Regions from separate parts of the Homo sapiens genome. Here region 1 is linked to region 2. A link is an interaction called in ENCODE POLR2A ChIA-PET data of the cell type or tissue named here. Cell type or tissue: PC-3. All regions are shown on one strand.

What was found. Peaks named below come from ENCODE experiments on the same cell type or tissue, not always from the same donor. Only the 100,000 strongest peaks of a DNase experiment are listed, where the experiment ranks them.
Region 1: POLR2A ChIA-PET joins it to region 2 with 9 read pairs; 3 of 35 experiments call an interaction of 5 or more read pairs at or near these places.

The regions. Positions count from the first base shown.
Region 1 is chr2:38,825,762-38,829,761 of GRCh38, forward strand. It overlaps DHX57 (DExH-box helicase 57), which reads right to left. Exons shown (of 24, transcript NM_198963.3): 14 at 2,579-2,675; 15 at 755-928; 16 at 86-286. Among named protein-coding and RNA genes, the nearest start is that of DHX57, 48 kb to the right of the region's middle. RefSeq lists an enhancer at 1,926-2,220. In PC-3, no CTCF peak of the experiment used is centred here; a DNase peak (open chromatin) is centred at 1,980; H3K27ac peaks cover 838 bases.
Region 2 is chr2:39,034,836-39,038,835 of GRCh38, forward strand. SOS1 (SOS Ras/Rac guanine nucleotide exchange factor 1) reads right to left here. Exons shown (of 23, transcript NM_005633.4): 7 at 555-665; 8 at 377-475. Among named protein-coding and RNA genes, the nearest start is that of SOS1, 84 kb to the right of the region's middle. In PC-3, a CTCF peak has its summit at 1,415; no DNase peak of the experiment used is centred here.

The DNA of each region.
Region 1 (4,000 bases), 210 kb before region 2:
TAGAAGTAAAAGGAAAACATGGAACTTAATAGAGTGAGAAACATTTAGACCTTTTGGAAGCAAAACACAAAAAACCAGATGTCACCTTAGACACAGCTGTTCCAATGGCACTCTTTGTATTTCTGGTAGCTGTTGTTTTAAAAGCTGGTGATTGTAGTGATGGCTAGTGAATAAATGGAAGCAGACCCCAGATGCAACACGGCCTGCTCGGCCTTTCCTTTGTAGAGCATTAGCTTGAGATACAAAGGTGTCCTCTAGACTTTCCATCCCTTTGCTGGCATCATATCTATAAAGAAAAAGAAAATATAAATTGAGTCATTTTATAAAAACATGGCCAAGACTGCTTGCTATGGACAGAATAGATGAACCAGCTTCCTCCTGTAGAGGGACACAGTGCCCTGTATATTCTGGGATAGTTGAGCCCCTGGTAGGAGCAGCTAGTGCTGATTTAAGTGGCATCAAGTGCAGAGTTTCCCAAACTACACAGTTTCTTTATTCAACCCCTTTTCATACAAGCACATATAAAATCACATGACAAAAAGAGAGAAAAAGCAATTCATTACTTTTCATCCCCATTTGATGTTAAGGTCCATGGTCCTGGCTACACAATCATTCACACATCCACGTACAGTTTTCACAAAGTATTTTTTCATACAGTAATCCGTGTAGCTTAATAGCATTAGCCACTAACAACGGTGTCTCCCTAAATGAAGCATTTTTAGCCCCTCTCTTACATCACCACAAGACGGAATACCTCTTTTCTTTCATTTTCCCAGAATCGATAACATAGACAACATCATCGATGGTTATGGATGTCTCAGCAATGTTGGTGGAAATTATAATCTTAGTTACTCCTGCAGGAGGTTTTACAAACACAGCCTGCTGCTCTTCACTGGATAAAGATGAATGAAGTGGGTGAATAACACATCTGGAAGGAAATAAAAGCACATGAAGTATTCTAGCACCTAGCACCGAAACTAGATTACAGTAGGTGAATTTCTACTAAAACCAACAATATGACTTCAGGTATTAGCAACTTCTCCACAACCTGTCCTCAGAGCTCAGCTCTTCTACATAGTAAAGTCTTGGCCGGGTACGGTGGCTCACACCTGTAATCCCAGCACTTTGGAAGGCTGAGGCAGGCGGATCACCCGAGGTCAGGAGTTTGAGATCAGCCTAGCCAACATGGTGAAACCTCGTCTCTACTAAAAATACAAAAATTAACCAGGTGTGTTGGTGGGCACCTGTAATCCCAGTTACTCGGGAAGCTGAGGCAGGTGAATCACTTGAGCCCAGGATGCAGAGGTTGCAGTGAGCTGACATCCTGCCATTGCACTTCAGCTTGGGCGACAATAGTGAGACTCCGTCTCGAAAAATAAAATAAAATAAAATAAAATAAAAGGTAAAGTCCTTTCTGATTTTTACAAAATATTTACTTAGTTCTAGGAACCAAAAACCTCATACCAACTTGGGAAAAATGTTGGAGTGTAATTCAGTAGTAAATAATGAAGAGGAATAAATAATTGATATTCTACAACCAACAAGCCTAGTGCAAACTAACCAGCAAAGAATTATTCTTCCTTTAAATACAAGATGAGCCTGTAACCCCAGCTACTTGTGAGGCTGAGGCAGAAGAATCACTTGAACCTGGGAGGCGGAGGTTGCAGTGAGCCGAGATCACGCCACTGCACTCCAGCCTGGGCCACAGAGCGAGACTCTGTCTCAAAAAAAAAAAAAAAAAAAAATATATATATATATATATATATATATATACACACATACATATATATACACATACACACACACACACATACATACACACACACAGAGAAGACAGGCAATGACAATGATGTAACCTCAGAAACTTCATTCTTACATTTTAAGGGAGTGTTCGTTTGTCAAATAGTTTTCCCCTTAAAAATGAAGACACACCCAGTGTGTCTTGCTCCTGGAATAGGAACTATTGAAGATGATTTTCTCTCATAATGGTAGGACTTCTTTGTTGTTACTAATGCTGCCTTTCCCCCACCTTCCCCCACTATCTGGGGCTCTGACATCTAAAATTACATGCAAATTTGCTGAGTCACTATGCTAAGTGAAGAGAATTTTTTTGAAACGGAGTTTCACTCTTGTTGCCCGGGCTGGAGCGCAATGGTGTGATCTCAGCTCACCAAAACCTCTGCCTCCCGGGTTCAAGCTATTCTCCTGCCTCAGCCTCTTGAGTAGCTGGGTTTATAGGTGCCGGCCACCACACCCAGCTAATTTTGTATTTTTAGTAGAGATGAGGTTTCTCCACGTTGGTCAGGCTGGTCTCCAACTCCTGACCTCAGGTGATCCGCCCGCCTCGGCCTCCCAAAGAGCTGGGATTACAGGCATGAGCCACTGAGCCTGGCCAATATTTTTCTTTAATAAAAAGGGAATAACTGATTTCCTGCAGCAAATAGGTTTGCTCATTTCCAGCTGGCATAAACAAATGTATGCTCGAAGACTGGTGCTCTTCCAGGGTCTAAAGAGGGTGATGATATCTTTAGAGGTAACTGCAATGGATGATTAAGAATATAGAAAGCAATTAGCTTACCGATTACTACGTCTGTTGTTGAAAAGAGAATTAGACTGTAGCTGTTCATAAAGCATTTTGATTTCTGCTAGTCCTGGTAAAAATACAAGTATAGCACCTGGGTATATAAAAAGAATCAATATGTGGGTAAGCATAGGCACAGAAAAGAAACAAGAAAAATTTTTTTAAAAAAGAATATGATAAATGAAGTAAATGAAAAACTAATATAGATTATAAAGCTGTTTTTAACCAAAATATGCAATAATCTGAGAATTTCGCCTGTGGTCTCAGCTACTCGGCAGGCTGAGGTAGGAGGGTTGCTTGAGCCAGGGAGGCGGAGTTTGCGGTAAGCCAAGATTGTGCCACTGCACTCTAGCCTGGGCAACAGAGCAAGACCCTTTCTCAAAAAAAAAAAAAAAGAGAAATTTTCACTATCAGTTTTATTTTCTTTGTAAAGTCCCAGAGGATTTAAACAAATAAATAACTACATGTTTTATATATTCTCTGACTTAATAAGGACAAAATGGAGATTTATCTTTCTATAACCAGAAAAACTGAGGTGTGGAAAAGTATAATGTCTGTCGGTATAATGCCAAGAATTATTAGCTAAGCTCTTTTTTTATTTTAATTTTTATTTTTTGAGACAAGGCCTTGCTCTGTCACCCAGGCTGAAGTGCAGTTGCGCGATCACGGCTCACTGCAGCCTCAACCTCCCCAGGCTCAGGTGATTTTCCTACCTTAGCCTCCTGAGTAGTTGGGACTACAGGTACATGCCATCACGCCCGGCTAATTTTTTATATTTTTAGCAGAGATGGGGTTTCGCCATGTTGCCCAGGCTGGTCTCAAACTCCTGGACTCAAGTGATCCACCCGCCTCAGCCTACCAAAATGCTGGGATTACAGGCATGAGCCACTGTGCCTGGCCTAGCTAAGCTCTATAAATAAACTTTTTCAGTACACTGGCTATTTTTTTTTTTTTTTGGAGACAGTGTCTTGCTCTGTTGCCCAGGCTGAAGTGCAATGATGTGATCTCAGCTCACTGCAACCTCCACCTCCTGGGTTCAATTGATTCTCCCGCCTCATCCTCCTGAGTAGCTGGGATTACAGGCACACGCCAGCTAATTTTTGTAGTTTTAGTAGAGACAGGTTTCACCATGTTGGTCAGGCTGGTCTCGAACTCCTGACCTCGTGATCTGCCCGCCTTGGCCTCCAAAAGTGCTGGGATTACAGGCATGAGCCACTGCGCTTGGCCCCACTGGCAACTTTCTATTTTTTTATTTTTTTAGAGATGAGGTCTCACTATACTGCCAAGGATGGTCTTGAACTCTTGAGCCCAAGCAATCTTTCTGCTTTAGCCTCCCGAGTAGTTGGGACTACAGGCATGCACCACCACACCTGACCTTGACATTCTATTTCTATAGGAAGAGTTATTCTCCTAACCTTA
Region 2 (4,000 bases):
CTGCTGAGGTCCCCAAATGGAAACTGCGATGCATAAATCCAAGGTTGTTTTCAAAGAATCAGCCATGTAAACAAAAAGTAAAGGTACAAGACAAAAATATCTGACAATTGCTTTAACATTCACTAAAAAACCAAAAATAAAAAAAAGAAAAAACAAAAAACAAAAAAATTAAAAAACAACAAAAATAAAATTCACTACTAAGACGAGAAAATATGCTACTCTTTTGCAGACTGATTTCCATTTGCTTCTTGACTGGAAAAAGAAAACAGAAACACACTAATGTGCAGGGTACTCACACAATAATTTACAAATGAAGTAGCAAAAAAAAAAATTCACACTTGAATATGTTACAAATAACAATAAAGAGTTTTCTTACCTTCAAAAGTTCAAAGTAATGGAGACAGTGGTAAACAGGGGCCAGAAGCAGCCTGGGTAAAACATATTGAACAGCTTCTTTGAAACCTTCGCCTATTGACTGGAAAAAAAAGTGATTTAATTTTTTTTTTAAGTTTACTTTTCAGACATTGTACATCTTCATTTAAAAATTACTATACCTGCAAATAAAGTGCTGCCCCAGGCTTTGATAACTGACTAAGGAAACGATCATGAAAACCAGGTCGCAAAATATCTCGAGCATACGATTCATATGGATCAAATGCCAGTTCCTTAGAAAATAAAGAAGGTAAAACATAAATAATTTACCATTACAAACACAGAAAGATTTAATTATGGGGCACGACTATGCGAGCACAATTATGTATGTCTTTGAAAGTCTCTAAGCAAAAATTATATGACTACTAATTATAATTTTAATAGAAGAGATCCCAATATTCTCAAGTAAGAGAGTAAATCAGTTCTTTCTGATGAATAATAAAATCCTTATATGTTATAACAGCTCTCATTAAAGGTTTCCAGTAGAGTATTATCAACAAACATGGCCATAAGAGTGGGCAGACTTTTGGTTCTAGAAAACAAATCTTAACTTGACAACAACAAAGAATATAGATATGTACAACTAGGTAAGGTATAAACATTTAGAATACTGAAGCCAGACATGTTTTTATAGTTCTCAGTGGTGGACATGTACTTTCGTATTCTATAAACCAGAAGTAACAGTTCATGTCATCTAAAATTCATTGTGATAATTTCACAAAACAATTAAACAAAATCCGAACTGCCCAAAATTTTGCCATCATTAATATCACCAATCAATAAACTAAATTCTAATGGCTCAGTTAAAAAGACCAGAATCTACTGGTTTTGAAGATTTCTGGGGAAAAAGAGAGTAGGTATCTTGATTTTAGCAGGAGAAATAGAGTCGCTACTCTTCTATCTTGTATAAAACTATTATGAAAATGGTGCTCTAGATTCTAGCATGAGCTCATTTCCATAAAGGGTAATTCTAGCAAGAGGAATAGGACATCTAGTGGAGGAGCATAGTAGAAAAAGGCAGAAGGGAATGAAACAACGAAAGGTTGTTATGAATTAAATCACCCTTAATGTTATTTTTCAGATTGCTTTTTTTTTGAAACAGGATCTTGGTCTTACTCTGTCACCCAGGCTAGAGTGCCGTAGTGCAATCTTGGCTCACTACAACCTCTGCCCCCTGGGCTCAAACAATCCTCCCACCTCAGTCTCCTGAGTATCTGGGACCACAGGCGCACACCACCGCGCCTGGTTACATTTTTTGTGTATTTTGTAGGGACAGGGTTTCTGCCATGTTGACCACCCTGGTCGTTTTTTGTTTTTTCTTTTTGGGACGGAGTCTCCCTCTGTCGGCCAGGCTGGAGTGCAGTGGCGCGATCTCGGCTCACTGCAAGCTCCGCCTCCCAAGTTCACGCCATTCTCCTGCCTCAGCCTCCCGAGTAGCTGGGATTACAGGCATCCGCCACCACGCCCGGCTATTTTTTTTTGTATTTTTAGTAGAGACAGGGTTTCACCGTGTAAGCCAGGATGGTCTCTATCTCCTGACCTCGTGATCCGCCCGCCTCGGCCTCCCAAAGTGCTAGGATTACAGGTGTGAGCCACCGCGCCCGGCCTGACCAGGCTGGTCTTGATCTGCTGGACTCAAGTGATCCTCCTGCCTCAGCCTCCCAAAGTGCTGGGATTACAGGTGTGAGCCACTGCGCCTGGCCTCAGATTGCTTTTTAAGAAATGATTGAACAGTAATACCACCAGATCAGAAATCAGAAGACGTGAGTTCTGGTTGTTGCATTTTGCAATATGGCATGTAAACTTCCAAGTCATACTGGATTCCTTGAGCTGGCTCTTAGTTGACTTCCCAATTTTTAACTCCTTCAACTTTCTTCTCAACTAAAAATTGCTATCATAATATAACACCAGAAATTGGAGTCTATTACGTTTTACAGAAATTGATAGTAAAGTTTCAAAAACAACAAGAGGATGGAGTCAGGCATGAATACAGTGGACGGAAGAGAAGACTAAAAATGTGAAGAGATGCTTATAGCTTAGGTCTCTTCCAATTCAGAAATGATCATATGCCAAATATCATAATGTATACATTCATCTATAAGTTGCCTTTTATACTCAAAAATTTTTCAAGATTCATCTATTTTGATTCATACAGTTCCTTTCAGTTTATTTTAAAACTATAATATTCTACTGTATGAATATATCAGTTTTCTCTAATCCATTCTCCACTGATAGATAACTGTTTCTTGTTTTTCACAATTATAAAAAAAAATTCTGTAATTTGCACTTGGTATGCAGGTACACTTCACTTTATGGTGCTTCACTTTATTGTGCTTTGCATATATTGCCTTTTTTTTTTTTAACAAGTTGAAGATTTGTGGCAACCCTGTGTGAAGCAAGTCTTTTGGCCCCATTTTTCCAACAGCATGTGCTAATTTTGTCTCTGTGTCGAAATATTTCAAACTTCTTCACCATTACTATTGAGCCAGTGTTCACTTACCATTCTGAAAATCCTAGGGCCCTTAAGGATTGTGCTAAATCTACTCTGGGTGTGCCCTATAAATGCAACAGCAAAGCCTGGATGATAGTACAACTGTTTACAACATGGTTTACTGAATACTTTAAGCCCACTATTGAGACCAACAGCTCAGAAAAAAAAAAATTTCTTTCAAAATATTGACATTGCACCTAGACACCTAAGAGCTCTGATGGAGATATACAAGGAGATTAATGTTGTTTTCAAGTCTCTTAACACAACATCCATTCTGCAGCCCATGGATCAAGGAATAATTTTGACCTTCAAGTTTTATTATTTCACAAATATGTTCTGTAAGGCTGTAACTGACATAGATAGTGATTCCTCTGCTGCAGCTGGATAAAATCAACTGAAAACCCTCTGGAAAGGATTCACCATTCTAGATGCCAGTAAGAACATTTGTTATTTATGGGAAAGGTCAAAATATCCACATTAACAGGAGTTTGGAAGAAGTTGATTCCAACTCTCAGGGATGGCTTTGAAAAGTTCAAGACTTTAGTTGGAGGAAGTAACTGCAGATGTGGTGGAAATAGAAAGAGAAATAGGATTAGAAGTGGAGCCTGATGATGTGACTTGAATTGCTGCAAGTTTATGATAAAACTTGAATGGAGAATTTGCTTCTTATGGATGAGCAAAGAAAGTGGTTTCTTGGCTGGGCGCGGTGGCTCACGCCTGTAATCCCAGCACTTTGGGAGGCCAAGGCAGGCAGATCACGAGATCAAGAGATCGAGACCATCCTGGCCAACATGGTGAAACCCTCTCTCTACTAAAAATACAAAAATTAGCTGGGCATGGTGGCACACACCTGTAGTCCTAGCTACTCGGGAGGCTGAGGCAGGAGAATCGCTAGAACCTGGGAGGCAGAGGTTGCAGTGAGCCGAGATCACACCACTGCACTCCAGCCTGGCAACAAAATGAGACTCCGTCTCAAAAAAAAAAAAAAAAGTCGTTTCTTGAGATGGAACCTACTCCTGGTGAAAATACTATGAACATTTTTATGACAACAAAGGACTTAGAATATTACATCAACTT